Linked DNA regions of Homo sapiens: regions 2, 3 and 4 are each linked to region 1. Evidence: chromatin loops called from intact Hi-C (ENCODE). Cell type or tissue: GM12878. All regions are shown on one strand. Links, peaks and the distances in the headings refer to the core of each region. The heading gives the core; the rest is flanking DNA. Region 1 overlaps UNC13C (unc-13 homolog C). Region 2 overlaps UNC13C (unc-13 homolog C). Region 3 overlaps UNC13C (unc-13 homolog C). Region 4 has its middle 15 kb from the start of UNC13C.

Evidence for each region. Peaks named below come from ENCODE experiments on the same cell type or tissue, not always from the same donor. Only the 100,000 strongest peaks of a DNase experiment are listed, where the experiment ranks them.
Region 2: it touches region 1 in a loop (3-fold over the local background); 4 of 110 quality-filtered maps call a loop at or near these places.
Region 3: a loop joins it to region 1, with 6 times the contacts of the local background. A loop is called at or near these places in 2 of 110 quality-filtered maps.
Region 4: it touches region 1 in a loop (4-fold over the local background); 2 of 110 quality-filtered maps call a loop at or near these places.

Annotation. Positions count from the first base shown.
Region 1 is chr15:54,516,840-54,524,469 of GRCh38, forward strand. The region is part of intron 24 of UNC13C (unc-13 homolog C); the gene reads left to right. Among named protein-coding and RNA genes, the nearest start is that of UNC13C, 540 kb to the left of the region's middle. In GM12878, for the core only: no CTCF peak of the experiment used is centred there; DNase peaks (open chromatin) are centred at 1,554, 1,733 and 2,892; H3K27ac peaks cover 1,185 bases.
Region 2 is chr15:54,451,222-54,458,851 of GRCh38, forward strand. All of the region lies in intron 19 of UNC13C (unc-13 homolog C), which reads left to right. Among named protein-coding and RNA genes, the nearest start is that of UNC13C, 480 kb to the left of the region's middle. In GM12878, for the core only: no CTCF peak of the experiment used is centred there; no DNase peak of the experiment used is centred there.
Region 3 is chr15:54,579,564-54,587,193 of GRCh38, forward strand. All of the region lies in intron 30 of UNC13C (unc-13 homolog C), which reads left to right. Among named protein-coding and RNA genes, the nearest start is that of UNC13C, 600 kb to the left of the region's middle. RefSeq lists a silencer at 3,431-3,510. In GM12878, for the core only: no CTCF peak of the experiment used is centred there; DNase peaks (open chromatin) are centred at 2,886, 3,198 and 3,478.
Region 4 is chr15:53,959,301-53,966,930 of GRCh38, forward strand. It overlaps a transcript of UNC13C not described here. Among named protein-coding and RNA genes, the nearest start is that of UNC13C, 15 kb to the right of the region's middle. In GM12878, for the core only: a CTCF peak has its summit at 3,825 (motif pointing right); a DNase peak (open chromatin) is centred at 3,851.

The DNA.
Region 1 (7,630 bases), core at 1,008-6,007:
AATACCCGTTTTTCTTATTTGTACACCAGTCCTGACCAGCCTACTTTCTGTGTTTTGAATCTTAAGAACACCTGAGATTCAAGGTGTTTGTATGGAAATTGGAACAGCATGCAAGAGTGCAGGCAAGTATTTGTATTAAAGAATAGGATAGTCCCAAAATAAAGGTAGTCGATTTGCAATCATATACAAAATTCTTGCAGTTTTTTAAGATTCTGGCCTTTATGCTTGAATTTTATATGTAATCTTATAAAAAATGGTGTTATAGTTAACAGAGGCCAAATTTTACATTCAGGTTTCTAATCTGTCTCACCTTTTCTTCTTAATATAGAAATATAAGTTACTAGTTAATAAATTAATAAGAATTAATCTACTGTTCTCATATTTTCAGGAATTACAAAATATAGAATAAATTATAAAGTATATATTAGATAGTAAAATAGACAATTTCAAATTGTCACATTATATCTTTCAGTTCTAAAACTGTTTTCTAAACCAATTTGAAAAGTTCTTCGTATTTAGTTAGAATATCCATTGTTGCCTACTTACATGTAGTTTATCTGCAGGTGGGCAGAAATTGGGGTACAAAATAAAAACATTTTTTAATGCCTGGGGTCTCAAGGAGCTTACAAGGTGTAAGGAACTTGGTAAAACATAATTAGACTAGAGATGCCTTTTAGCACTTACTGAAGGATATTCAGAAGCCAGCTGTTCCACGTCTTTCTCCACCACTGTAAGCACCTCTTCCTCTTGGGGCTGACTGCTGTATGAAAAAAAGGTCTGAGCACACTGAATATGATGACAGAATTTACTCCTTCGCTAATTCATTCAACAAATATTTATTTGCTGAGCACTTGTTATGAGCTGTAAATTTTACTAGGAACTGGAGATACATTAATTACTAAGATGCAGACCCCACCCTCAAAGAACTTAGAAGTTTTTAGGGGAATCAGAGCAATTAAAGAGATAAGGTTTGTGAGAGAAAAACAACAAGGACACTCCTAAATGTGAAGATATCCTTCAGATGAAAGTTTTAATTGTTATAACTTATCCTGCAACAATTCAGAAATAAACTCAAACCTCACCTCTTGTTGTATAAATAGAGGTAAAAAGGGAAATGTAATTTGGCTGACGTCAGTAAAAGCAACCAGTTATAGCTTCATAGCCCCAGATAATAAGGAGAATTGAATATTTGAAGTGCTGGCCTTTTATTGTGGCAACATGCACAGACTGCCTGGTTTCTTTCTCCTCCTAATCATCTCTGCAATTAGATTTAATAAATTGAACTTAATGGAAAATTAAGAGAATAATAAGGGCCAATAAAGCAAATTATATTAAAGTGATTTAATAAATATGTTTAATAATTTAGCACTACTACCACATAAAGTTTAGCTAACTGCTAAGCTTGTGAAATTAAGAAAAGGTGCTGCTGAGGAGGTTGAAAGGTTTTTTGGTTGGCGAGCCATGTCAAAATGAAATACAGACCCAGGCAGGTGACGCTTGTTAACCTCATTTCCCAGAGCATTTAAGAGAGCTCACAGGGTTACTCATATACTGCCAAGTCTCTTTTTAAACTCACCTCTCTCTGAACCTTAAGAAAACTTAAGGAGAAAGGACACATGCCCCAGCAAGGAAGGAGAGGGAGACGGCTTCACTTTAACTGCCATCTTCTATAATAAATCTATTTCATTATCTTGTTGTGATCACCTTCAGTTGCTCATGCCTGCTTTAACAAACCATAAACCAATGCCATTACTGGTAAAATTTAACTTCTTTAACCCAGTCAGTTCTCTTGTTTGCCCTACTAAGCAGAATAGTCCTCAGACACCCTGAGATAATGGCTCACAGAGAACACTCTGTCCCCAGCACTTGATGGTCAACAGGTCCTGAATTCAGTTGACTGGGTGGACTATATTCACATCGCTGAGCAGTGGTTTATAACACATGCAGGAATGTGAAGAAACAGCCAAATGGGTCAGACAGAGTAGGTCAGGGGAAAAGGGCAGAACAAAATTCTGAACATAAAGTGTCTCGTTGATTCTATTCCTAACTTATCCCTACCCAGTCCATTTTCACAATTAGCCAATAGATGCAACATGTAAGCCCTAAATTCCTTTCCCATTGTTATAAAACGGGGATTCCTGTTTTTTTAATGAACATTCTCAGAAGAGAATTTCTTCAGAGGAAATAGCTTCTAAGAATGCAGCTCTTCAGTCCCCATGTGGCTCCAAAAGCATAACACATTATCTGTGCTTTGGTTTTACCCATTTGGAAACAACGAGGAAGTTGAACTATGTGATTTCAGAAATTCTTTTTTTTTCTAAATTTCTGTCATTATAAGGACAATCCGCATGTTAGCAATCCATGAAGTAGAGGAATAGTGTATGTGTTGCAGGTGAGAAGGGAAAAAATGTATAAGAGAAAAGAATGTCACATCACTCATATAAAGCCTGAAGGTGTAATTTAAAGAAAAACAGTTCATAGAAACAGAAAAAGCCAAAATTCCTTATATTCACTAACTCAAAACTATATTGAGTGAATTATAAAAGGTAAGGCAATCTTTTTTTTTCCTTCAGTTGTCTAGACTGAAGAACCTCATTTAACATATCTCAAAGGCATTTTGTTGATTTGAAGCACAGTGACAGTTGGATTTACTGCATACTCTCTTTAATTAGGATGGGAGACAGCTATTGATGTTCAACTTTTTGAAACCCAGAAGTTAGAAACATGAATTTATACAACTGATACCTCTAGCATAACATTCATGCAAATCTGAATAGGATAAAGAAAATGCCATAGTCTGTCTGAAAATTGTCGTGTAAGTTCTTGGAGTTTCTCCTTAAGAGGCATTTTAAAACGAAACAAAAAACAGGGTAGTATGGTTAGAGCTGGGCACATTTGTTTCCGGTAGAGAGGACCGTGTATTCTTTTACTTCTGACAACAAACCACAGTATTCATGCTGACACCACAGGCTTATGAAGTGATTTAGGGCATTTCCAGGAAAGTACCCTACTTCTAGATTCACTAGGGAATTTTTGCTGAATTCTCAGTCATATATTTTAAGTTGAAGTAGACCCTATAAGATGAAAAGATTCCGGTCAAGTGGAAGATTTGAAGGAAAATGATGTTTTAAAAAGAAAACATAAAAAAAGCAAGAGCCCAGATAAGATTGTGAGAAGTTGCTTGAAGCAATTCCCTGGTGGAAAGCCAGCTTGAAGGATGATACGCCAGTGTCATGATCATATTTGGGTTTATTACACCAGTTAGGAGGATGAAGGGGGGAAACAGGAAATAGGAACACAATGTGTAGATGATTACAGTAGGCTAGAGGAGAAAAATTCAGAATCTGGAAGTGAAGAGGAAAAGGCAGGTGGATAAAACATTTCAGAGATATCACCAATCATATTTGGTATGGAAGTAAATATGGAGGGAAGAAAACAGAAGTCAAAGATGACTTTCACATTTCTGCCTTAAACAATTGTAGGCCATTAACCAAATCAGAGGAAATAAGAAGATAAATAAATTAAGAATAGTAATAAGTTGTGCTTTGATATGCTACAGCTGAAGCATGTATGAGCCATCAAAGTGGAAGTTTACTAGGTACTTGGAAATATAGACATGATTCTCAGGCATGCTGTTAAGAATGTTGATAATAGATTTGGGGCCCTTAGCATATGGGTGATAATTGAAGCCATGGGCATGAATTTAATTGCTCAAGGGGAGTACAGAGTAAAAAGAAAAGAAGACTGAAAAAGGAGAATTGAAGGACACTAATATTTCAGGGATATACAGAGGAGGAAAGTTAACAGAAGACAGACAAATCACAGGCAGTTAGAGAAGCAGGGAAGGACCTTGGGAAACAGAGCAAACAACAGTATGAATGAAGGCTAAGATAAATAAGGTCCTTGAAATTAAGAAATCATTGGTGACCATATGGAAACACGTCAGTGGCATATCTGTAACAGAAGCAAGCCACATTGCAGAGAACTAATGAATGTTTAGGAGAAAAGGATGTGGAGTCAACAAGTCTGACACTGTTGTAAGCAGTCTGAAGATCAAAAGAAGGAAGGATATTGGCTAGATGTCAATGAGAATGTAGTTCCAAATAAGTTTGGCTTCTCTTTCATTGTCTGTTGTTTATTTTAACATAAATGTTACTTGAGCATATTTATAGGATGGGGTAATAAAATTAATGGTAGAGGGAATGAAAAGGGAAAGAGATAATTGATGGAACAAAATCCGAAAGAAGGAACCAAGAGTGCAAGTTAAACAGCATTTTTCTTGGAAATAAGGCTTTTTCATGGAACTAGAGGTGAAATTTTTATTTATTAATGTTTTAATGCAAAAATATTGGAGAGTATGAAACCTACCAGAATAATGATTAAATTTTGGCCCCTGGTGAGATGGCCAGGAAGTTACCTTCCTTCCTGATTTGCACTTCTTTACAGAAAATAACCGATAACACTGATGAGCTGAACACAGGAAAGATAGCTTTGTAGCTCGTAGGAAATGAAGGAAATGAGATAGTAATAAAGACTGTGAAGAAGAAATAAAATTCACACTAAAGATCTTTAATTTCTTCCATGCAAAGTCTATTTTTCAAGAGTTTATATTGAGCTATCTGAAGAGTTTAAATGACTTTTAAATGACTTTGCAACTCATTGCTTGTAACTCTAGCAAGAGCTTGAGGGTCAGTTTAACAATTGCTGCTGTAAGAGAATATATAACATGTATTTTCTTTAGACCTCTAGGGAAATAATCTTTTCTGGAAAACAAACAAACATGCAGTGTGGGTATGGTAACCATTCTTCTGAACCAAACAAATAGCAGGGAAACACCTGACATGGTCTGGCAATGAGATAGATATTTGAAATCAGGATTAACTTGATAACTCTGGAATATATGGTTTCTAAGGAATGAAAGATTTCAAGGGCAAAATATCCTATTCATAGTTAATGCAAGGTATCAGTCCAAGGAGATGAAGATGATATAGGACTGCTTCTGTGAGGGAATTTTTATGCTTCTGTCTATCCTCACTTCCTTCCTCAACATGTGGTGAATGCCCATGCATGCAGGACACTGGAACAGATACCCAGGATAGAAAAGTATGAACAAGTTCTATGGAAGAGGTAGATTTATAAGAGAGCATTTAGAGAGAACACTGCATACACAGTTATAGTAAAGAGCATAGTCAGTGTAGAGGCTAGATCTACTAACTGCCTAGGGCTAGCTACACTTGAGCGAAAATTTGCAAAAGGAGATAAGTGAATTATCTTTTAAAGAAAAAGGAAAAGTAAGCCTTAAGGAAAATAACTTAAGATGAAGGAAAATAACTTAAAAGATGTCTTTCTGGCCAGGCGCGGTGGCTCACGCCTGTAATCCCAGCACTTTGGGAGGCCAAGGCAGGTGGATCACCTGAGGTCAGGAGTTCAAGACCAGCCTGGTCAACATGGTGAAACCCCATCTCTACTAAAAATACAAAAAAAAAAAAAAAGCTGGACATGGTGGCAGGTGCCTGTAATCCCAGCTACTCTGGAGGGTGAGGCAGGAGAATTGCTTGAACCCAGGAGGTGGAGGTTGCAGTGAGCCAAGATCGGGCCACTGCACTCCAGCCTGGGCAACAGAGCGAGATTCTGTCTCAAAAACAAAACAAAACAACAACAACAACAACAACAAAAAGTCTTGCCTACTAGCTGGCTCTCCCAGACAAGTTATATCTATTACCACAGCTCAATGGTATAAAATACCTCAATGGTGTAAAACTCAGTTAATACCTATGTGGGATTATAGTTTATTCTGATCATCTGAACCATACTTTGGCAGCCTAGATTTTGAAATTCCCAAGCCCTTCGTAGAGTGGGGAATTAAATCTGTCTTGAAAACTTTATTTTAAATTCAGAATTTGACTCAAAATCCTTAAATTTTCATTGTGTATATTCCTCATTACATAGAAACTTTATTTTTTTAGCCAGCCAACCAATTAAGTTGTTCATACACATGCTAATTGAGTTTCTACTTTAGAATACACTGTGACTTATGAATATTCGAAATTTTTCTGTTCTTTCCCTCTTAATTTTTGCTTTTAACAATAACTCTAAATAACAATACAAAAAGATTCAAGATAATTTTGATGTTATACTACTTATATAACTAGGATAAGCTTTAAACCTTTGAAAAAATATTAGATTGCCTTTTACCTTTACAAGGTACCCAATAATTTTAAAAATATGCTATTGATAATTCAGGCAATGAGCTCTCAGCTCCCAATCTATTATTTCTTAAAATTTTACAAAATTTGTAGGAGTAAGAAAAATGTCCTCAATTTGGACACATAGAGTAATGCAGAAGAACTCAAAAACTGGTAGTTTTGCTACCTAAAGAGATTGTTTTATTATTAGATGAGTATGATAATTATGTCCATTATGCTCATTATTGAAAAAGATCTGCAATTTGAAGAGCCATGTACACTGGCCTCAGAATTGCTTTGCCTGTTTTAATGGTATGATTCAGATCATGTAAACGTTAAATACTTAACTGAAACTAAAACTTTTCCTTTTGTGGGAGGGACTGGTTACATAACAGAGACATTCCGTCTGCACCTGCTTAGAAACATACCTATGTATCCAGAAATTAAAACTGTCATCCAATGTTCAAATCGCTGTAGTCTGGCAGTTTTAGGTTGTCAACTAATAATTATTTGATGAGAAATATCTATTCACCAAATACCTAAGGTGGACTAAAATAATTCTATAAGAAAATAGCATAATTTTGTGCAAGTGACCTATGTAGCCATTTCTGTATGACCTTGAAGGCCTTATCTGGTGATAATCCTACCTCAATGTGAACAAATTACCTCAGTGTGTATATTAAACTAATATGGAAACCAAAACACATTTTAAATAAGAAGCAACCCCCATTTCCTGAAGGAAATACTGCTTTCAGAGCGATTCCCTTGGAGGTGGTAGAGGTATGGGTGGGGAACTACCACCCATGTGAGCAGGAAGTGGAGAGCCTGAAGAAAGCCACATGGCAGAACTTATCTCTCATTCCCTCTTCCCCAACATTTTTATCAAATGAAATCAAGGTAAAATTGTTATTAGCACAATAACAAGAAAATATCATTTAAAAAAATTCAGCCTGCATGATTCCTTAGGATTGGAGTGGAAAATCCACATATGTTTTCTTGGTTAGGGGTTAGGGAGTTATAGTTTGTTAGGCAAATTGTGATTAAATTCATTATCCATATTTTAAGTCTTTTTAAAATAAGTATGTACTATCTAATTGTCTTTCTGAATTACTTCCCTGCAACTGGTTTTAGCTGAATAGAACTCTAGAAAGTATGAAGCTCACAGATATGTTAATTTTCTCACTCTTATAGAAGTCTCTATCTGTTATGATATGTTAATTTTCTCACTCTTATAGAAGTCTCTATCTGTTATGGTAGCCTGTGTGTCTGGACAAGAGCTGTCACCATAACTGATTACTGAGACAGAAGAAAAAAGATACAAGGAATCCAGAAAAATCACATTGCCTCTGATAGAGGGCAGAAGCTAACCAATCCTGAAAGTTAGGCGGACTTGAGTTAAAACTGATATAAAGGATTGGTTTGATATAATTAATAAAGTCTCAAAT
Region 2 (7,630 bases), core at 1,333-6,332, 65 kb before region 1:
GCTTGTCAGGGAAAAACTTTATTTTGCTTTTATTTATGAAGGGTAAATTTTTGGGGTGTAGTATTTTTGGTGGATACTTTTTTCAGCCTTTTGAATATAACATCTATGTAAGGGATGTAAGCTTTACCTAATATTTTGTTAAATAGGTTTTTTTTATTTTTTGTTCTCCTTCTGGGCCTCTGAAAATTTACATATTTAGTCCTTTTATGCTGTCCCATATGTCATGTAGGCTTTGTTTCAACTCTTTTTAAAAAAATTGTCTGACTGGATTATTTTAAAGACCTGTCTTTAAGTTCTGAAATTCTTTCTTCTGCTGGATCTAGTCTTTTGTTGAATAAATGCATTTTTTACTTCATTCAATGTATTCTTCAGTTCCAGGATATTTTGGTTATTTTATATTATAGCTATCTCTTTTGTATGTTTCTCATTTATATCCTGAATTGTTTTTCTGATTTCTTTGTATTAGTTATCTGTATTGTGTTGTTCCTTACTGACCTTATTTAATATCATTACTTTTAATTTTTCTGGTATTTGATAAATTTCTTTTTCATTGGAATATGTAGCTGCAGAATTATTGTGTTTTTTTGGAAGTGTCATATTTCCTTCCTTTGTCATGTTTCTTGTGTCCTTATCTTGGTATCTGTGCACCTGATATAACAGTTGCCTCTTCCAATTTTTTGGATTTGCTTTCATAGGGAAGGACTTCATACTGAATGTGTATCTGTGATTTTGGTTAGGTAGGGAACATTGGCTTTGATTCTCAGTGCATGCAGTAGTGTATTATTTGTATCATTTATTTGACCATACACAGCCAAATCAGTGGTATCTGTGATTTCCTCAGTGACTTAGGGTGTGATTCTTAGTGGAGACTGTGGCGAAGCTTTGCTTAGGATGGAGGCATCACCTGGGTGAGTCCTCAGACCCCAGTGTGAGCAGTGATGGAGCAAATGTAGCTGTTCTTGAGCCCAAGAGCAATGTACACTGGCCTCCATATTGGCAGGTCCAGGAGGGCCAATTCTTGGGTCTCCACTTGGTTTGCTCAGATGCCAGCAGTGGCAGCAGTGGGTCAGGTTGGTGGGTGGGTCCTTGTGGCCCTGGATAGTGCGTGGATTATGGCAGTTATAGTGGTGGCTCAATGCTCTGGTTCCCAAGCCATCTGCACTGGTGTTGAACATGGCTGAGACAGGCTGGGCAAGCTGGTCTTCTGTCCCACAGGTGGTGTATAGGGGTGGGTACCTACAGTGGTGGCAACAGCAGGCTGGATGGGCCCATCTTCAGCTGCTGAGAGGAATGTTTAGGTGCAAATGCTGGTGGATAGGGCAGGACAATCCCAAGATTCCTGGACAGCATGCTCAGGTACTAGGGGAAGTTGGAGAAAGCCAGGTTGGGAAAACCTGTCCTCAGATTTCCCCATGGTGCATAGAGGTTGGCTGTGGTCAGACGGAGTGATCCTCAGACCCCAGCAGCATGCTTTTGTGGAGATGGCTGCATCTGCACTGTGGCCCTGCTACTGCTAAGGGCCAGTTTGCTTTCAGTGTCGGCAGCCATAGGTAGCTGGCTGGGGAGTGTGCACTTTGGCCCCAGGTGGCAGCTGCCAATGGAGCAGCCACTTTTCTATGTGCATGAAAACGCACAGCAGCCCTTCTTTCTGGGAAAATAGAGTTGCTGCCAGTGGCTCACATTTAGCCCAGGTGGCAGTAGCCAGCAGCAGCAGCTCTCAGCAGGGGATGACAATGGGATTCTAAGGGTGTGGAAATGCAGAGGCTGTTGGGGCCCAGGACAGGATGCATTCTGGTGGTGGCTAGGTTCTCAAAATGGCACCATTTTGTAGCTGCTTAGGGCTTGAGTTTCCAGTATGAGGGACCAAACCTGAGCTCATTCTCTCTCTCTAAAGCAATGCCATTGCACAGTCTCCAGGCAGCTTTCTCTGTTTATCTCCGTGCCCACAAGTGTCAAGAAACATTCCCTTGGTAGGATTGGAGGGGTCCATGGTGGGAATGTAGACTGCTAGGGATCACTCACTTACCCTTTTCCTGCACTGTTGAGTCTCACTGGGCTCCCAGATGATACTAGCTGAGCAGGCTACCTTGCTTCTCTGTCCTTCCTTCTTTTACATGTCTCCTGTCTCTTATCTGTTGAATCCTGATGTTCTCTCTTAGAGGATCTATTGAAAGCATGACTACCAACTCACTATTTGTTAGATGCCTCTAGTCAGCCATCTTGAAATCCCTCTTCAGATGGTTACATAATATTCCACCAAATCCATAACCTTCAGCTTTTTAACTACACCCTATATTTGGATAATCAGGTTGTTAGATTTTTTAAGTACTGTAAATAATGCTACAGTAAAAAGTTCTTGTATTTTGCCTTTTCCTCATTTTGTTTACATCTTTGTGCAAATTATCAGGAATGAATTTACTGAGTCAAAGATGATTAACATGCTATACCTTTTGAAATATATTGACAAATTTTTTTCTGATGTTTTCAACAGTGTTCACTGCCACCAGCTATAAATAGATATTCTCAGTTAAGCACACTTTTGACAAAATGGAATGTAGGAATTACTTTTTTTGATATAGTATATTATTTTTAATGTAGGTGAAATACACATAAAATTTACCATTTTAAAGTGTACAATTCAGTGGCATTTAGTTTATTCACAGTGTTGTGCAACGAGCACCCCATCTAGTTACAAAATATTGTCAGTTTCCCCCTCCCTCAGCATCTGATAACCATCTACCTTCTAGCTCTGTGGATTGGCATATTCCAGACATTTCATATAAATGCAATCATAAAATATGTTGCCTTGTGTCTGGCTTCTCTCACTCAGCATAATGTTTTCAAGGTTTACCCATATTGTAACATGTATTGGTACTTTATTCTTTTTTATAATTTTTATTGTGATATATATATATATAAAATACAATTTACCATTTTAACCATTAATATGTGTGCAAATCAGTGGCATGAGGTGCTACATTCACAATGTTGTACTATTATCACCATCTATTTTCAGGACTTTTTCATCTTCATCCCCAAGAGAAACTCTGTACCCAGTGAACAATAACTCCCTGGCGGGGTGCAGTGGCTCACGTCTGTAATCCCAGCACTTTGGGAGGCCAAAGCAGGCAGATGACCTGAGGTCAGGAGTTCGAGACCAGCCTAGCCAACATGGTGAAACCCCGTCTCTACTAAAAATACAAAAAGTTAGCCGGGCGTGTTGGCGGGCACCTGTAATCCCAAGGTCTCAGGAGGCTGAGGCTGGAGAATCACTTGAACCCGGGAGGTGGAGGTTGCAGTGAGCTGAGATCACACCATTATACTCCAGCCCAGGCAACAATAGTGGGGGAAAAAAAAAAAACAACAATAACTCCCCATGCCCTTCCTCCAAGCCCCTGATATCTTCTATTCTACTTTCTTTCTCTATACATTTACCTATTCTGAGTACCTCATGTAGGTGGAATCATACAATTTGTGCATGGCCTTTTGTGTCTGGCTTCTTTCACCCAACATAATGTTTTCAAGTTTCATCCACAGTGTAGCAACTCCCAGTACTCCATCTCTTTTTTAAATTTTATTTATTCATTCATTCATTCATTCATTCATTCATTCAGTAGTTTCAGGGGAACAAGTGGTGTTTGTTTACATGGATAAGTTCTTTAGTGGTGATTTCTGAGATTTTAGTGCACCCATCACGTCAGTAGTATACACTACACCAAAACTGTAGTCTTTTATCCCTTACCACCCTTGCCCCCAAGTCTCCAGAGTTCATTATATCATTATTATGTTACATTACCATAGCTTACCTCCCACTTATAAGTGAGAACATAGGATCTTTGGTTTTCCATTCCTGAGTTACTTCACTTAGAATAATGGTCTCCAACTCCATCTAGGTTGCTGTGAATGCCATTATTTCATTCCTTTCTATGGCTGAGTCATATTCCTCTCTCTCTCTCTCTCTCTCTCTCTCTCTCTCTCTCTCTCTATATATATATATATATATATATATATATATATGTTTTTTAATCCACTCATTGGTAGATGGGCATTTAGGCTGGTTTTGTATTTTTGCAATCGCAAATTGTGCTGCTATAAGTATGCATGTGCAGTGTCTTTTTCAAATAATGGCTTAATTTTTCTCTGGGTAGATACCCAGTAGACGGATTGCTGGATCAAATGGTAGTTCTACCTTTAGTTCTTTAAGGAATCTCCATACTGTGTTTCCACAGTGGTTTTACTAGTTTACATTCCCTCTAGCAGTGTAAAAGTGTTCCTTTTCAGCACATCCACACCAACATCTGCTTTTTTTTTTTTTTTTTAATTATGGCCATTCTTGCAGGAGTAAGGTGGTACTGCACTGTGGTTTTGATTTGCATTTCCCTGATCACTAGTAATTTGAGCATTTTTTCATGTTTGTTGGCCATTTTATATCTTATTTTGAGAATTGTCTATTCATGAACTTAGCCTGATTTTTGATGGGGTTATGATTATTATTATGATTATTATTTTGCTGATTTATTTGAGTTCCTTATAGATTCTGGATATTAGTTATTTGTCAAATGCATAGTTTGCAAAGATTTTCTCCCATTCTGTGGGATGTCTGTTTACTCTGCTGATTATTCCTTTTGTTGTGCAGAAGCTTTTTAATTTAATTAAATCCCATCTATATATCTTTGTTTTTGTTGCATTTACTTTTGGGTTCTTGGTCATGAACTCTTTGTTCGTCATTGTCTCAAAGACTTTTTCTGATGTTATCTTCTAGAATTTTTATGGTTTCAGGTCATAGGCCTAAGTCTTTGATAAATCTTGAGTTGATTTTGCATAAGATGAGAGATGAAGATCCAGTTTTATTCTTCTACTTGTGGCTTGCCAATTATCCCAGCACCATATGTTGAATAGGGTTTCCTTTCCCCACTTTGCCGAGCATCAGTTGGCTGTGAGGATTTGGCCTCACTTCTGGGTTCTCTATTCTGTTCCATTGGCCTACATGCCTGTTTTTCATACCAATATCATGCTGTTTTGATAATTATAGACTTGTAGTATAGTTTGAAGTTGGGTAATGTGGTGCTTCCAGATTTGTTCTTTTTTGTTTAGTCTTGTTTTGGCTACGTAGGCTCCTTTTTGGTTCCATATGAACTTTAGGATTGTTCTTTTCTAATTCTGTGAAGAATGATGATGGTATTATGGGAATTGCATTGAATATATAGATTGCTTTTGGCAGTGTGATCATTTTCATAATATTGGTCCTACCCATCCATGAGCATGGGATATGTTTCAATTTGTTTGTATCATCTGTTTCTTTCAGCAGTGTTTTGTAGTTTTCCTTATAGAGATCTTTCACCTCTTTTGTTAGGTTTACTCCTATGTATTTTATTTATTTATTTATTTATTTATTTATTTATTTATTTATTTATAGTTGTTGCAAAAGGGTTTGAGTTCTTGATTTGATTCTCATCTTGGTCACTACTGGTGTATAGCAATGCTCCTAATTTGTGTACATTGATTTTGTATCCTGAAGCTTTACTCAATTCGTTTATCAGATCTAGGAGCTTTTTGAATGAGTTTTTAGGGTTTTCTAGGTATATGATCATATCATCAGTAAACAATGACAGTTTGACTTCCTCTTTACTGATTCGGATGCCCTTCATTACTTTCTCTTGTCTGTCTGCTCTGACTAGGACTTCCAGTACTATGTTGAATAGAACTGGTGAAAGTGGGCATCCTTGTCTAGTTCCAGTTCTCAGATGGAATGCTTTCAACTTTTCCATGTTCAGTATAATGTTGGCTGTGGTTTGTCATAGATGGTTTTTATTACCTTAAAATATGTCCCTTCTATGCTGATTTTACTGAGGATTTTAATCAGGAAGGGATGCTGGATTTTATCAAATTCTATTTCTGTGTCTGTTGAGATGATCATATGATTATTGTTTTTAATTCTGTTTATGTGGTGTATCACATTTACTGACTTGCATATGTTAAACCAACCCTCCATCCTTGGTATGAAACCCTCTTAATTATGGCATGTTATCTTTTTGACATGCTTTTGGATTCAGATAGCTAGTATTTTGTTAAGGTTTTTTGCATTTATGTTAATCACGGATATGTTCTGTAGTTTTCTTTTTTTATTCTGTCCTTCCCTGGTTTGGGTATTACAGTGATACTGCCTTCATAGAATGAGTTAGGGAGGACTTCTTCTTTCTCTATCTTTTGGAATAGTTTGAGTGGGATTGGTACCCATTCTTCTTTGAATGTCTTATAGAATTCAGCTGTGAATCCATCTGGCCGTGGACTTTTTTTTGGCAATTTTTTTAAAGACTATTTTAGTCTTGCTACTTGTTCTTGCTCTGTTCCGAGTTTCTATTTTTTCCTGGTTTAATTTAGGAGGCTTGCATCTTTCCAGGATTTTATCCATATCCTCTACGTTTTCCAGTTTGTGTGCATATAGGTGTTCAAATTGCCTTGAATGATCTTTTGTATTTCTGTGGTATCAGTAGAAATATCTCCCATTTTGTTTCTAATTGAGCTTATTTGGATCTTCTCTCTTCTTTTTCTTGGTTAATCTCACTAATGATCTTTTGATTTTGTTTATCTTTTTAAACAACCAGGTTTCTGTTTCATTTATCTTTTCTATTTTTTTGTTTCAATTTCATGTAGTTCTGCTCTGCTTTTCGTTTTTTTTTTTTTCCTTTTTTTTTTCTGCTACTGGATTTGGGTTTAGTTCGTTCTTGTTTCTCCAGTTCCTTGAGGTGTGAGCTTATATTGTCTACTTGTGCTGTTTCAGATATTTAGATGTAGGCATTTAAGCTATTAACGTTCCTTTAAGCACCACTTTTGCTGTATCCCACAGATTTTTATTGGTTGTGTCATAATTATCATTCAGTTCAAGGAATTTTTAATTTTCCATCTTGATTTCATTGTTGATCCAAATATCATTCGGGGCAGATTATTTAATTTTTATGTATTTGTATAGTTTAATAGTTCCCTTTGGAGTTAATTTCCAATTTTATTTCACTGTGACCTGAGAAAGTACTATATATACTTTTAGTTTTCTTAAATTTATTGAGACTTGTTTTGTGGCCTATCATATGGTCCGTCTTGGGGAATTTCCCATGTGCTGATGAAAAGAATGTATATTCTGCAGTTGTTGGTTAGAACGTTCTGCAAATATCTGTTAAATCCATTTGTTCTAGGGTATAATTTAAGTCCATTGTTTCTTTGTTGACTTTTGGTCTTAATGACCTGCCTAGTGCTATCAGTGGAGTTGACATTGAAATCTCCTACTTTTATTTTGTTGCCATCTATCTCATTTCTTAGATATAGTAATAATTGTCTTATAAATTTGGGATCTCCAGTGTTAGATGTGTATATATTTAGAATTGTGATATTTCCTATTAGACTAACCCTTTTATCATTATAGAATGTCCCTCTGTCTTTTTTAAACTATTGTTCCTTTAAGGTCTTTTTTTTTTTTTTTTTTTTTTTAAGGGAATAGCTACTCCTGCTCACTTTTGGATTCCATTTCCATGGAATATCTTTTCCATCCCTTTACCTTAAGTTTATGTGTATCCTTCTCTGTTAGGTGAGTCTCTTAAAGACAGCAGATACTTGATTGGTGGGTTTTTATCCATTC
Region 3 (7,630 bases), core at 1,009-6,008, 63 kb after region 1:
CAGCTAACACAGTGAAACCTCGTCTCTACTAAAAATACAAAAAAAATTAGCCAGGCATGGTGGCACGCACCTGCAGTCCCAGCTACTTGGGATGCTAAGGCAGAAGAATGGCTTGAACCTGGAAGGCAGAGGTTGCAGTGAGCCGAGATCACGCCACTGCACTCCAGCCTGGGCGACAGAGCAAGACTCTGTCTCAAAAAAGAAAAAAACAAGAAAAACTTTAGGATTTAAAGAATCTTATAATTGCTTTGTGAGTAGCACAATCGCCTGGAGTGGGACCCACATGTTATTGTATAATGCACCGATTAAAATTAAGTGCCGAGTTAATGATAAAGCAGGTATTTTGAAAATTGTGTAATACCTTTTTGTTAGGGGTAGCTATGATACTTTTTAATATTTTTGTTACTGCTGTTTGTTTTGTTTTAGGTCTGGTTAGAAAGTAAAACAGAGGTTAGAATAAGTTGTCTGGGAATCTTGTGGAAATACTGACATGTCAGAAAATTACTCTTCAAATCACTGAGTCAAGAAAGCAAAATGCAATACAATTTCTCTGGACCCACTGAGCCACCACGCCTGTTTTTGTTCACTGAGAACAGGTTTGGTGACCAATGGGGTCAGTGGCGTTAATTGGAAACTGCAGACTACTGCCTCACAACCTGCACGTGTCCTTCACAGCTGATTTCTGAGCGAAGATGGGACATTTTCTCCTACAGTTATCCTTTGGCACTGGAAGTTAAGCCTTGTTATTACGTGTTTAATCTATCTTAGAATAAGGAATATAAGGTATGTTAAATGGCATAAAAATAGTAAACCTAAATCTTTAAAGGTTGGAAGCCAACCTTGTACAAACCTCTGGTGTAAAACTCTCTGCTTATTTATGGAAGAAAGGCAAGAAATGCGAAAACAGGTGAATGGAGAGCTATACAGGCATGGCCCAAGCATGTGCTCTGGTTCTGCCTGGCTGCAAGACCTGGGATAAGTCACTTATCCTCTCTAAGCCTCAATTTTGTCATCTGTAAAAATGGAAAGCATAATAATTCATACCGTGTGGAGTTGCTGGGAGAACTACAAGTGATAATACCCATGAAACACTTTGCACATAGAAATCCCCATAAATGTTCATCATTCTTATGGCATCCTCATCATCATTAGATGTGCTCTGTCTCAGAGGTGACTCTTTCGTTTACAAAACATTAAGAGAGACCCCTCAGGATGCAGCTCCCTAAGCAAGTAAGCCAGTAATCACGTGTTCCTCTGTGAGCTGTACCTCCACATTCCTAAGAGGCTCTTGGAGTGACTGAGAGATCTGTGACACCTGAATGATTCACACCTGCAGTTTCTAGGAACCCCTTCTCCATACACTCCATGGTTGTCAAATAATCATATATTTATTGAACCTGTACTGTGCACAAAGCACTGTGCTAGGTATGTGACACCAGGGATAGATTCTTTGCTCCAAGAAGCTCATGATGAAGATAAAACAACTGTATGAAGAGAAAAAAGAATCATCCAGGGTAGTTTATGCTAGATGCCAGATGAATCTAAAGATAAAGAGTAGAGGCTTTCAGAAGGGGAGAGATGACTGTGATGGGAGAGTTGGGAGCCTTCGGGGAAGATGTATGGTTCAAAGTGGGTTTTCAAGAAGATGTGGGTCTCAAGTAAAGAAAGGAGAAAAGTAGGCATGTCAGAAAGACACAGAGATCAAAGCGACAAGAAGACCAATCAGAGTGGAGTAGAAAGGTGCTCTCAAAGTATAGTCCCAGAACAGCAGCCTCAGGATTACCTGCTCAGGCTGTCATAACAAAATACAAAGACTGAGTGGCTTAAACACAAAAACTTATTTTCCAGTTCTGAAGGCTGGGAAGTCCAAGATCAATGTGCCACCAATTCCATTTCTGATGAGGGCTCTCCTCCTGGCTTGCAGACAGCCTTCTACTTGCTGTGTCTTCACATGGCTGAGAGAGAGATCCTAAGTTCTCTGGTGTCTCATTTTATAAGGACACTAATCCCATCAGGCCAGGGCCCCACCCTATTACCTCATTTAACCTTAGTTATTTCCTTAGAGGCTTCATCTCTAAATACAGCCACACTGGGGATTAGGACTTCAACAAACGAATTTGGGGGAGATACCAACATTCTATCTATAGCACATGGAAACTTTTCAGAAGTGCTAAATTTTGGGCTTTACCCTGAAACTACTGAGTCAGAAACTCTAGGAGTCGGGCTCAAATATCTCTTTTAATCAGCCTTTTTGGTGCTGCTGAGTTTGAGAACCACTAAAGAGTCAATAGGGCAAGTGAATGGAGGGGAGATGAAAGAAGTAGATTGTCATCAGAACTTGGAGAATTTTGAGGCTCAAGAATGTGGAGGCTGGTCTTAGTCAGTGGGAGACCTAGAAGGAGAGGAGGTCATACAGGTTAGTGTAAACCATTTATTTTGCCATCTGTTTGTGGGAGAAAGGGGAGGAAGGAAAGGAGGAGAGAAGGAAAGAAGGAAGGAATTAAGAGAAAGGGAAGGAAGGAGAGAGGGAGGGAATGAGGACGGGAAAGAAGAAGGCCTTTTGGAAAACAGTTTCATAGTTCAGGTGTTCACATTCTAAGTATAGTAATAGCAGGAATGGAGAAAAGGGATGAAGATGATAAATATTATTAAAATCTACAGGTCATGCCAGGGTCAAGCAAGCAAAGGAGAAAGGGGAATTAGGTAACTTGTAGATCTGTGCAACCTACCACTGACGAAAGTGTGGAAGCTTAGACAGGGAGCTGATTTGAGGCACAAATTCAGTTTTATTTATTTGTGCTGATATTAACAGGAGGACATCTAAGTGACTATGTCTACTAAGATATGAGATATAGTTAAGAGAGTAGTCAGTTCTGCAGCTAAATTCAGGAGGTGATTCTTGAATCCTGTGCAGCCTTTGCAAGTTCTGAGGAAGGGCGCACAGTGAGAGAGGATAAACGAAGTCACAGAGAAAGCCACTATTTCAAGGAAAGCAAAGGCCCAGAATGAGGGTGAAGATGAGGGCAGAGTAAATATCAATGATATTTAAACATTTTTGCTGGTTAGCTCCTCAAAAGGCCTCTCAGTCTGAGCTCTGCAGAAGGGACGTGTTTGCAAGTCACTGTGAGTCCCCTGGGTAAATCAGTGTGCCTATGAACTGGGCCAACTAGCCAAAACTGTGAATTATGACGACCACCACTACTGTTAGCCTGACTCCTTGTTAAACAGGATAATGGTTTTCAGTACCAGCTGAAACAATTTTAAAATGTTGACCATTTATATTACTTAAGTAATGTGCTACCATTTATAAGTAATATAAATGTTGGCCATTTATATTACTTAAGTAATGTGCTACTGAAACTCTAAGGGGGTTTCTGTAACGGTAAACTGACAGTTCTCTAATGCAGTTCAGCATCACCTGTCGGGCTTGTTTGACCACAGATTGCTCGGTTACACTCAGAGTTTCTTATTCAGTGGGTCTGGGTGGGGTCTGAGAATTTGCATTTATAATAAGCTCTCAGGCACAACTGATGGTGCTGGTTTAGGAACCACAATTTGAGAACCGTTGTTAAGCCTCACGCCACACCATTCCTATCATGAGAGCCACCTGTAGCTAATTCAGGGTAACTTGTTGACTGCAAACTATAACCATAGGCAGTTTCTTTAGCAATATAAACCTCTAGATAAAAGAAACACTCAAAAATCAGAATAGGAACATATAGAGTCAATGAAAACTATTTTTTTTCCAAATGAGAGCATGTGTTTTACAGCCTCAAAAGAATATTTTCATGTAGACTGCACTAAAATAACAAGATAAACCTGAAACTAAAGCTTAAAAAGGCCTTTATGAAACAAAAACAGTTTCACACCTGAGGTAAAGGGCTACATATGTCCCTCGATTTTTTCTCATATCTTAGCTTTCATTTAAATGACATTGCCATTTTACATATAATAGAAGAACCTAGAAATTTGATTCCTGCTTATTAGGGCAAACCAAAGGGGTTATTTCCAATTATTTTCAGTTCAGTTTTTCTTCACGTATAATAGAAATGATTTAAAAGCCAGGTTTTGTTGGAAACTGCCATAAATGTGGTTAATAGTTGCTGCCTCAGCATCCATTTTCAGGCCTGACCTAAGTTGTCTGAAGCCCAGTCTCACTGTATCACCTCTGGTCTGGGTAACACTTCCCCTCCCTGAGTGGTTGTTTGTAATGCGGCCCATTTGCTCTTCATCGCACTGACCCAGAACCCACACATCACACAGCTGCTGACCATGATCAAACCTAACGGCCAACACCAGAGTCCTGTGAATAAGTCCTGCTTCCTACTTGTTCTCTTAAATCAGCCTAAGCCACACCCCCACGGGAAAGCCCCAGGACAAAGCTCCAGGCCCTAACTGTGCTCTCTGGCTCCCCGTGGCCTCCAGACTTCCCCTCGGGCTCCTGCCGCTCTCTGGACCTCTCTGGGATGTGTAAGTAAGAGATTTCTTCTGTTCCTGCGTTTTGGTTTCACCTCCTCCTTGTGCCTCACCTGACTGACACCCTAGAACCTACCTTTCCCCTTGGCCAGGGCTCTCCTGGAGATTGGCTGGTTTCTGGCCCCCTCCAAAGAGAGACCTGAAGACCAAATTAGGAACCTAAATATATAAATCGCAACAGAAAGTTTGGTTGTTTACTGACAATATATATTTATACTGTAAAATGTGTTTATGATTTAGAACACACTAGACCTATTCTAGCTCTAAATTGCATTGCTATCTTGTAGTATGCAGTTATGCCTCGTTTCATTTCATTTTCCAACTGAAGTCATTTTATTCCCTCAGTTTATAAATACCTCGAATTCTTTAGCCGAAAAGGCAAGGTAACTTGATAGAGCATCCCCCTTTGTGACCATAACCTCCAGTGCAGAACAAATTAAACGTGCAAAACTGTGAGTGCCATGTCCTACATTGTTAAAGAAAATGATGTTGAAAGGCAGTGAAAGTCCTTATGAAGAAATTCAAAAGAGTAAAAGAATAGACAGATGAACTGGAAATGGAAGAAGTCAGTTTTTCTTTCCTTTAGGAGTAAGCCAATTTGGAAACTAGCTGGTAAGTGTTACAGTCCATTTACATGACAGGCATTCTTCGTATTCACTAAGAAAACATTATGGTACAAATGTTCACTGTGCAGAGCACACCTGTAATATTTCATCTGGTCCTCTCAGTGACCCTATAAGGAAAATGAAACATTTTCAGATGAGACCGGGCTTCAGGGTGAAATTAGGTGACGGGTGAGACTTATATAGAGAGTAAGTGGTGGAACTGGATTCAAATCCAAATTCTTCCAACTGTAAGCACAGGGCATTTTCCACTAATCAGCCCACTAACCAAAGAAACCTAATTTTTCCAAACATTTAAAGTGATGCTATGGCCATTTGAGTAAAACCAATTTTGGCCTATACTTTTGATTCCCCATCACCAGACTACCATTGGTTATCCGATATGGGCAGCAGAATTAAGAGGTAATGAAGTCTAATAGAACCTCTCATTATTTGTGTGGATGCAGTAGTAACAGAGATGGTGATATAGTTTGAACGTTTGGCCCCTCCAAATCTCATGTTGAAATGTGATCCTCAGTGTTGGAGGTAGGGCCTGCTGGCAGGTGTTTGGGTCACGGGGCAGATCCTTCATGAATGGCTTGGTACCCTCCTCATGGTAATGGCTGAGTTCTTGATGTATTCATTCACTGAGATCTGGTTGTTAAAGAGTGTGGTACTGCCCCCGTGTCTCTCTTGCTTCCTCTCTCACCATGTTAGGTGCCAGCTCCCCCTTTGCTTTCTGCCATGATTGTAATCTACCTTAGGCCTCAAAAGAAGCAGATGCTGGTGCTGTGCTTCTTGGGCAGTCTGCACAACTATGAGTCAAATAACCCTCTTTTCTTTATAAATTACCCAGCCTCAGGTATTCGTTTATAGCAATCCAAAATGGACTAATACAGATGGGGACATGTAGGTATTAATTTAACAGATGCTTATATATTGCCTGTATTCTCACTGGGACTGGGAAGTGTTAGAGAAATATAAATGAAAACATAATCTCCTCCTAACCCGGAAAACTTCTCCACAAAGGTAGAAGAGAAAGAACACAGTTTTATTGAGTAAGCATTAAACCAGAGTGAGATGCACGTCTCAGGAAATCAGCTAAGAAATTGCAAAGACAGAAAAAAATCTCACCTCTTAATATAACAAGCAGATATAACCTTTTATATACAAATTCTCAAGGTAAACAATAACTTGTCCTCAAGGGGACTTTACAGCACCATTTGTCAAACAACTTTCATCCTAAATTCCCTTAGTAATTGGGGTAACCGTCTGTGTTAGACAATTGGCTTTATCCAAAGCAAAAATAAATTTCTCATATCTTTATAAAAGGGGGTTGTCTTGCAACTTGGAGTAAGATACCTGCTGAAATTACCCTCCTAGCCTCCTACAGAACCTGATAAATAGAGCTGTTATCTTCCTTGATAATTTTCAAAGTGATGATTCCCTGGTCTTTGAGAACAGTATCCTTGGGTCTTAAAACTAGCAAAAGACTAAGTTAGCTTTTAAAAATTTTTGTATATGTTTCAAAATGACAAAGAGGTACAAGCTTTCTAAAGTAAATACCCTAAGAAAAGGATGTTTCTTTCCTTACTTTTAACATGGAGAACATATTAGTCATATATTCCTTATAGGCTTCTTAACAAAATACTACAGATTGGGTAACTTAAACAAGAGATATTTATTCCCTCACAGTTTTCAAGGCTGAAAGCCCAAGATGAAGGTGCCAGTGGGCTTGGTTTTTGGTGAGATTGCTCTTCCTATCTTGCAGACAGTTACCTTTTCATTCTGTTCTCATGGCCTTTTCCCCGTGCACAGGGAAAGAGATCTCTGGTATCTCTTCCTCCTCTTAAAAGGACACCAGTTCTATCATATTGGAGCCCCATCCTTGTCACCTCATCTAACCTTAATTAACTTTTTAAAGGCCCTTTCTTCCAATAAAGTCACATTGGAGGGTGGGGCTTTTACAAACAAATTTAGGGGGAGACAAAATTCAGTCCATAACAAAGAGTTGAGCTTCTTATTTTTAGTTGGCATTTGCCCTTACAGGAATAACAAGCCAGGCTAAGTCCTTGTCATCATGCAGATGCAAGTAATGCAAGTTGCAAGTAATAATCAAGGAAATAAACAGTGATGAGTGAAGGCCCTTGGCTTAAGGATAAGAAGAAACCAGCCAGCTCCTGGTTAGCCAGGGAGTAAATCGTTGCATTCCTGATAATTTGGAAAGGAAAGAGCTAGAAAAGTAAATTTATGGAAGCAGGATCATCCAGATAATCAATGATATAACTAAGCTGTACAGACTGTTAGGCCATCAATCAATATTTACCAAATTCCACTTACACATTCATTTATTCATATACTCAACATTTAATCACCCCTAGATTCATTTTATGTACCAATATGGCTGAAAACTACCCAGATAATGTTTTTCCTTCCATCACTTACTACCACCATAGATTTTATGAAATTATTAATTAGGTTTCAACTTAGATTTCAATTTCAAACTGTTGTGTCATGTTGATTTTACACAAATACTTATAAGGTGAAATGAC
Region 4 (7,630 bases), core at 1,575-6,574, 560 kb before region 1:
TATTCTCAGCAGTGGGATTCCTGGTTCATATGGTATTTGTATTTATAGATTTTGAGGAACCTCCATACTGTTTTCCACAATGGCTGTACTACTTTACATTCCCATTAACAGTGTATAAGACTTCTCCTTTCTCCATATCCTCACCAGCATTTCTTATGGTTTCTTTTTGATAATAGCCATTCTAACTAGCCTGTCTTATTTCTTATCCTTGTTCATGCTCGTGTTGGTGGTCATCTTAGTTTAACTCTGTTGATTTTTCACCCATACCTAGTAGCTTACCCACTCTTTTAAGACTCAGGGTGTCCTTTGGTTTTCAGGGCTCAAAGACCTCTAACTCAGTTTGGTAATTTATTGCTTGCACTTCTACTTGATAGAGATTTCATGGCTATGTTTTGTATATTAAGTCTCACAACAGAAAACAGATCCAAGCTACAATATTAAAGTGGGAAACTCAATATAATATAGATGATCCATGTTAATCAGAATAAATCTTACAGCCAAGTTCTTCATAAAGTGGATTTCTATTTATATTTCTTCATGGACTTCATTACAGTATCTGAGCTGGGTATCACTGCAATAAATTGAAGAAGCAGATTTTTACAAATCGCATTTTAGAAAAAGAATTATTGTGGTATTTTAATAAATGGGGTGAACTAGGTAGAAGGCAGCATTTAGAACTCCTGGGATAAGCATTACTTTTCCCATTAAAAGTTTTTACAGTTTACAGTTAAAAATAACAGTGAGATCACCCTCTCTCTTACCCTCTCTGAGACACTAAGGAGATATGCTACCTCCAAGTAGTTGTCTATTTTCCTCCATTTCATGCAATTACAAAGGTTTTTTGAATCTGACTGGAATGAGATCTGGGTTTGGATCCCCATTCTGCTATTGTCACCACAGGCAATATGTAACCTAAGTCTTAGTTTCTTTACCTGTGTGTTGAGGTAATGCCTACCATAGGGAGTTGTGAGACTGAGTATGACCCTAGAGCAGACTAACCAAGTCTGAAGACTTATGTATATAATCTATATCATGTTTTTTTTTTTTTTCCTAAATGGTAGCTTGGGTTTTATAGGATCGTAAGAAAGGAACCAGAATGTCCCTATGCTTTGAGAGACTCTTTTGTATTCTTTGTCTTGTTCAAAGTTTTATTACCCTTTTCAGACCACTAGTGTATCATTTAATGAAAAGCTTTTGAAATAAGTTCAAGGACTATAGTCTGGAATGTACATATGAATTATGACAAAAATAAAACTTATTATTTGGAATTTCTATGAACACACAACACAAAGTAAGAATGTGATCTGGAAATGACCCAGAGGACTCATTAAATAGTAACTAACCACTCTGACAACCTAGATCCCAAAGTAGAGTGCTTTTGGAGGGTGGAGCATCATTTGGTCAGTTTTATCAGTTTTTATAGTCAGTCCTTTCATATCCATGTCAATAAATCCTAGCATCTAATCAAGTTACATGTGATAGATACTCCCATCTTCTCTGCAGCCAACTTGTTACCCTCATCCCAACTATGCACATATTAAGTTACTGTCCCCCACCACATAGCTTTCCTGATTTTATATATCACAGACACAAAATATAATGAAGTATTATAAATTATTCTTAGGTAATGGATGAGTTATAAACTTCTTTTTAAAAAGTCTCAAAATTGTTTGCTCTGTGTATGTGTGTTTGTATATGTTTGTGTGTATGTGTGTATTCCTGCACCTAAAATGGATAGAGGGGCAAAATTCAACTTTTGAGCAACTGCCTATTTTTTGATGGTTCCTAGGTTTTCCATCCTTATGCTTTCCTTCATCCCTGAGGTTTTGCTGCAGCCAGTAGTCAGTGAACAATTTCCGGAGCTCTCTGGGGGCACTCCAGCCAATACAGCATGGCCCAGCAGGGGGATATCTGTTTCTCCCAAGGCTTGCCCACTGGCACAGCACCGGACCATGAAGCCCCTGAGCCTTGGTGCTCTTATTCCTTTGCTGGGGGACTCTGCTGGGGCAGCCCTCCTCTCTGAATTGCTTCACCTCTCAGGAAGTTACTTTGTTTGCAAAGAGGGCTACAGAAGCTGGTGTTCTAGATCTTTTGTCTGAAAGACACTGCCCTTAATTTGTCTTCATGAGGAGGGATGAATGTACACACTGTCATTATGATTCTTTTGTCAGTGGGGCCTTGGATGCATGGTGCACAGTGGTTAAGAGCGGGCTAGAATCAGCAAGGGCAGCATAGAGTGGTTAACAGTTTAGAAACTGTTTGAATCTTGATTTTCTTACTGTGTGACCTCTCTAAGCCTTCATCTCCCTAACAGTAAAACAGAAAAAATGAGGTTGCTGAGAGCATGTTAAATTGGTTAATATATGTCCATGCCAGGAAAAAAGTAGTTTTTAGCCATTGAATAATATTACTGCTGTAACAACACAGACATTCCTGAAAAGCCTTGTAACTGGTTTCCTATTTACCACACACATATGAGATAATTCACCAAATACAAATATGTACAGTAGCAGAATAACCTGCATTGTAAATGGCACATCAGCATGAGAAATCTACAAACCTACTTCTTAGTGTCAAAAATTTGGGGGAAAAAGAAGGCAGAGAAATTACAAACTCCTTCTCTACTCTTCACTTATTCTTCTTTCTTATCTTTAATGTCTTTCTTCATTTCTTCACTTCTGATTTTATTATCAAATTTTAGGAGTTACTGAGTTAATGCGTTATGTTTTCTTTAAGAGATAGCTCCTCTCTATCTCCATCAAATAGCATGAAATTTGAGGCTTGTGTACTATCAAATTGTTTGCATTATTTTTAATCCATGACATTGATGATAGCTATAATATAATCTCAGATTCCTGATTCCTGCTTGTATTTTGTTTAAACTCTACTGCCTATTTAATATCTGACACTGCTAAGCATTTTGCTGGCTTACAGAATATCATTTTTCATGCTAATAACTTTAATGAAAATATCAGACAAATATATAAATCATTATATGTGAAATAGAAGAGTCAGCACAGACTTAAATACACTAATTTGCTAACCATGTTTAGATATTATTATTTTCAAATACTGGTGATATTTGAGTAAATATTTTGATATTCACTCTCATTATACGGTTATGATTTCTTTCAAGTATATTATTTGAAATTATTTTATTTTCATGTGTGAGTATGTGTGTGTACTTATTATATTCCAGTTCCACCCCTGTTCTTGCAGCACACATGGCTGATTGCATAATCATATCAATAGAAAAAATATGATTCCCTTAGCCCTAATAGATGCTGTACCAAACAGTGACAGTCCACCTGTCTCAAGAAAGAGACAAACTTATAAGATGCTGACTGTTCCATTTAAGCATTGCCATGCTCATCAGATAACTGGCTGCAAAAATGAATACTGCATTATTAAAGAGAAGAGAGGAATAGACTGGAGCAAATGCCATGGTTTTTAGTGACTTTCTTTTTCTTCAGACATAAATAGAATCACAGAGGTAAGCCTCTGCTCTAATTAATTCTCTCCTTGGTTACACTGTGAGCCTTCCCTTCACTGCCCTCATCAGAACCACCTGAAGGGAATAACTAATAAGAGTTCATCTGTCATCCTTTGTACATGATAAAATTCAGACTGCTTAGAAATCAAAGGTGCCAAGTTATGCCCACCTGCAAAGAAATCATAATAGAGAATATTTATGTAGCTTTCTCGACTGCATGATTTTTTCACATTACCTTACAGAGGTCAGGAAGCTGATTCTGCTGTCCTAAATTTAAACTACAGAAGGTAGGGTATGTTTTAATGACCCTTCAGCTGGGCACAAATTAGACACGCCAGCAGAGGGCGAGCATTAGCCATAAGAAAGGCTGAGGTTTACATTATGGTTTATAGAGGCAAACTCTCCCCCACTTACACTCACACAATTATTTTGGGGGCCTTATTTTAAAAGGTTTCTGTTACATGAAGACCCTCAACTTCTGTCTTCACAGCCTACCAAACTTATACTGAGACTTTTGTTATAAAAACATTTTCAGGTTTAGGGAAGACAGACTGTCACAATGAAATTCATTAAGCTTTGAAATAAATCAAGCCTGCCTGGGTTTGAACCCTTGGAAGTTGTGTGACCTGAAGCAAATTTCTTGACTTCTCTGAGCTTCAGTTTCCTCATTAGTAAAATAGAGATGAAAAGGGTACCTGCCTCATTGTGTTGTTGAGATACCCATATGGGACAATACACGTGTAAAGGATTTAGCTCAGTATCAGCCACAGGGTGAAATTCTGATAAGTATTATCTATCGTTAATTCTCAGTACAAATCCTGGGAAACAGTAGACACTGAAAAATAATAATAATGTGTATAAGAGGAGCCCTGCTAAGAGTGGATTTGGGAAGGCTTGTTAAAGATGAGTCTGCAGAACTGAAGGATGAGATGCTCAAGGAAGACATGCATATTTCATTAAGAAGAGGTGAAACCTACAAGAGTGAGGAACCAATGGCTGACATTCATGGTTCACAAACTTAAAATGACTAAGAAATTATCAGGGGAATTGAGTGCTGCACATGGAAATGGAAATAAAACAGGCTGGATGGTTTTATATCCAGAAACATAATTTAGTCAAGCAATTGTGTCAGGATAGAGGGATTTTCTACATCTATTTTAGCACCCAAGTTCTTTCTGGCAGGATTTGGGGAAGAACACATATTTTGGAATTTGGCAAATCACAAACAGGCCCATCTGTCTGGAAAGAAATGGTCTTTACCCATTTTTTTTTTCCAGCTTGAAACATGAAAGATGTGATTCTAGAAGCAAAAATGGGTTACAATTTTAGGAAATAAAATCAGTAAGGACCAACATCTTTACAGAGTAGGAGTACTGACAAATCTCATGGGAAGAACTATATCTACCTTTTCATTCTAAATGGTGTATGCAGGGGCTACTAAATCAAACAGCTTGACTAAGTGGGTTTGAAAGAGAATTAACAATTTTGCAGAGATGTTCATCTACTTGCTGAAAAGAGTTGGTATGATTGATCTGTCTCCCTAAATCCTGAATACTGTATGGAAGTAGGCTCTTAAATCTAAGAATTACACTTAGTACAAACACTATATTTTTACAGCTACTTGCACAGAGCTATCCCTATGGGTGTCAACCAAAAGTAGATAAAATGGTCTTTCTTCAAATAATTACTGGGTAGCCAATATTTTTCTATACTCTAAGGACATGTAATATACCTCTATAAGGTGAAATATTAGGTTGTAATGGCAAAAACTGCAATTACTTTTGCACCAACCTAATAAATTCTAAAGAGATGTTCAGGTATTCTTCTGTGGTATTTAAATACACATCTAAATAAAACAGGCCTTAGTACCTACCCGAGCCAGAAATCTATCCATGAAACAAAGACTATTAAAGATGATATATGAAATGCCACATTTAAAAAACACTCCAAGTAATGTTTTAAAAATAGCATGTCATCTAAAGCCAGATGAAGATTTGAAAACACACAAGACAATTTAGAATCTTTTGGCACTTTGGAGGATCTGACAGCAGCTAGTGTCGCTGGAGGGAAGAGGTAGCACATCTCGAAGCCACGTTAGCCACAGTCATACATGTACATTACATGTATACTAACAAGACATAGCCTGCCCCAAGATACACATCTTTTAGGTAAGAAAATACAATTGTTCAGAAAAACAATGTTAATGATTCTATAAGTTTTCTTCTCTGATTATACTAATAAGTCCAAAACAAGTTTTTATTTATAATAGTTTAGAAACATTTGGTGCATTACACTCACACAGGCAACACAGCACAAAATAACTGGTTCCTTCACAATGTATTAGGCATAAGACGATGTGAACTATGTTTTATTATGTAAAATTTTTAATGTAAAAAGTAGGCAAATTATTATAATGAACACTTACGTGCCTATCAACTGGTTTCAGTGATTATCAACCCATGACCCTTCAATCATTTATAACCCTCTCTTCCCCTCCTCAGCTCGTATTAATTTCAAATCTCATACATCATATCATTTTACCCTTAAACATTTGAACTCTTTTTAAACACAGCCTTCAGTACAATTACTTCATATATTCACAATGATTCTCTAATACTGAATATCAATTTGGATGTTTAAATTTACAATTATCTCACAAAGAGCTCTCTCCTTTTAATCAGAATCCAAATAATATTTAAATGTTGAATTTATTTATGTCCTTTCAGTGCACTTTCTTTTTTTTCCCTTATTTATTTATTTATTTATTTATTTATTTATTATTATTATTATACTTTAAGTTTTAGGGTACATGTGCACAATGTGCATGTTAGTTACATATGTATACATGTGCCATGTTGGTGTGCTGCACCCACTAACTCGTCATCTAGCATTAGGTATATCTCCCAATGCTATCCCTCCCCACTCCCCCTACCCCACAACAGTCCCCAGAGTGTGATGTTCTCCTTCCTGTGTCCATGTGTTCTCATTGTTCAATTCCCACCTATGAGTGAGAATATGCGGTGTTTGGTTTTCTGTTCTTGTGATAGTTTACTGAGAATGATGATTTCCAATTTCATCCATGTCCCTACAAAGGACATGAACTCATCACTTTTTATGGCTGCATAGTATTCCATGGTGTATATGTGCCACATTTTCTTAATCCAGTCTATCATTGTTGGACATTTGGGTTGGTTCCAAGTCTTTGCTATTGTGAATAATGCCACAGATTCAGTGCACTTTTATCTATAGGTTTCCCCGTGTCTCTCATTCTCCTTTTTTTATTCTTCTGAAATGTATTTGTTAAAGAAATTAAGTGGGTCATTCATAAAAGTCTCATATTCTAGATTTTGCTGATCATATTCATGTGGCATAGTTGACATATTCTTCTATTTATATTTTCTATAAGTCAGTAGTTGAACCTACTGGCTTGATTAAATTCAGGTTCAGTTTTCTTGGGCAAGACTGTTTTATTGATGGTTGTATCTTTTTCTATAACAAGGCACCTGATATCCAGCTGTCTCTCTTTTTGTGATGTAAACAACTATCAATGCTGAGTGTTAGCACTATTTTATGCCAACATTTTTCCATTTGTTTTGATTACCTGAAGCCCTTTTTATAGTCTATTCCTCAAGGAGATATCACAAGAATAATATTCCTTGAGTTTTTAAATGTTTATAGCAGATTATACTCTTTATCCTTGAAGGTGAGTTTGTTTGTGTTGGATGAATGTGTTGAATATCACATTTATGGTTCATATTTTCTTTACTTACTTTATTTTTTTTAACTTCATTGCCTGTTGGCATAAAATTTGCCAAAATTCTGAAGACAGTTTATTTTTTCCTTATGAATGACTTAATCTTTTTTTTTGTCTGGATATCCAAATAATTTACTAGAGTATATCCTGGCATTGCTCTTTATAGATTGATTTTTCTCAGGCATGCGGTATGCCCTCTCAAAACAACATATCTCAATTTTTTTGTTTTACATTTTAGTAAGCTTCCTTTGAATTTAAGTTTTTACTATCTTATTTTCTTCTTTGGGGAAGGGGTTCATGGGTTCATATTATATCTATGTTAGATTTTCTTTTCTTAGCTTCTATAGTTGTCATTTTATCTTGAATTCTTTTTACATACCTTT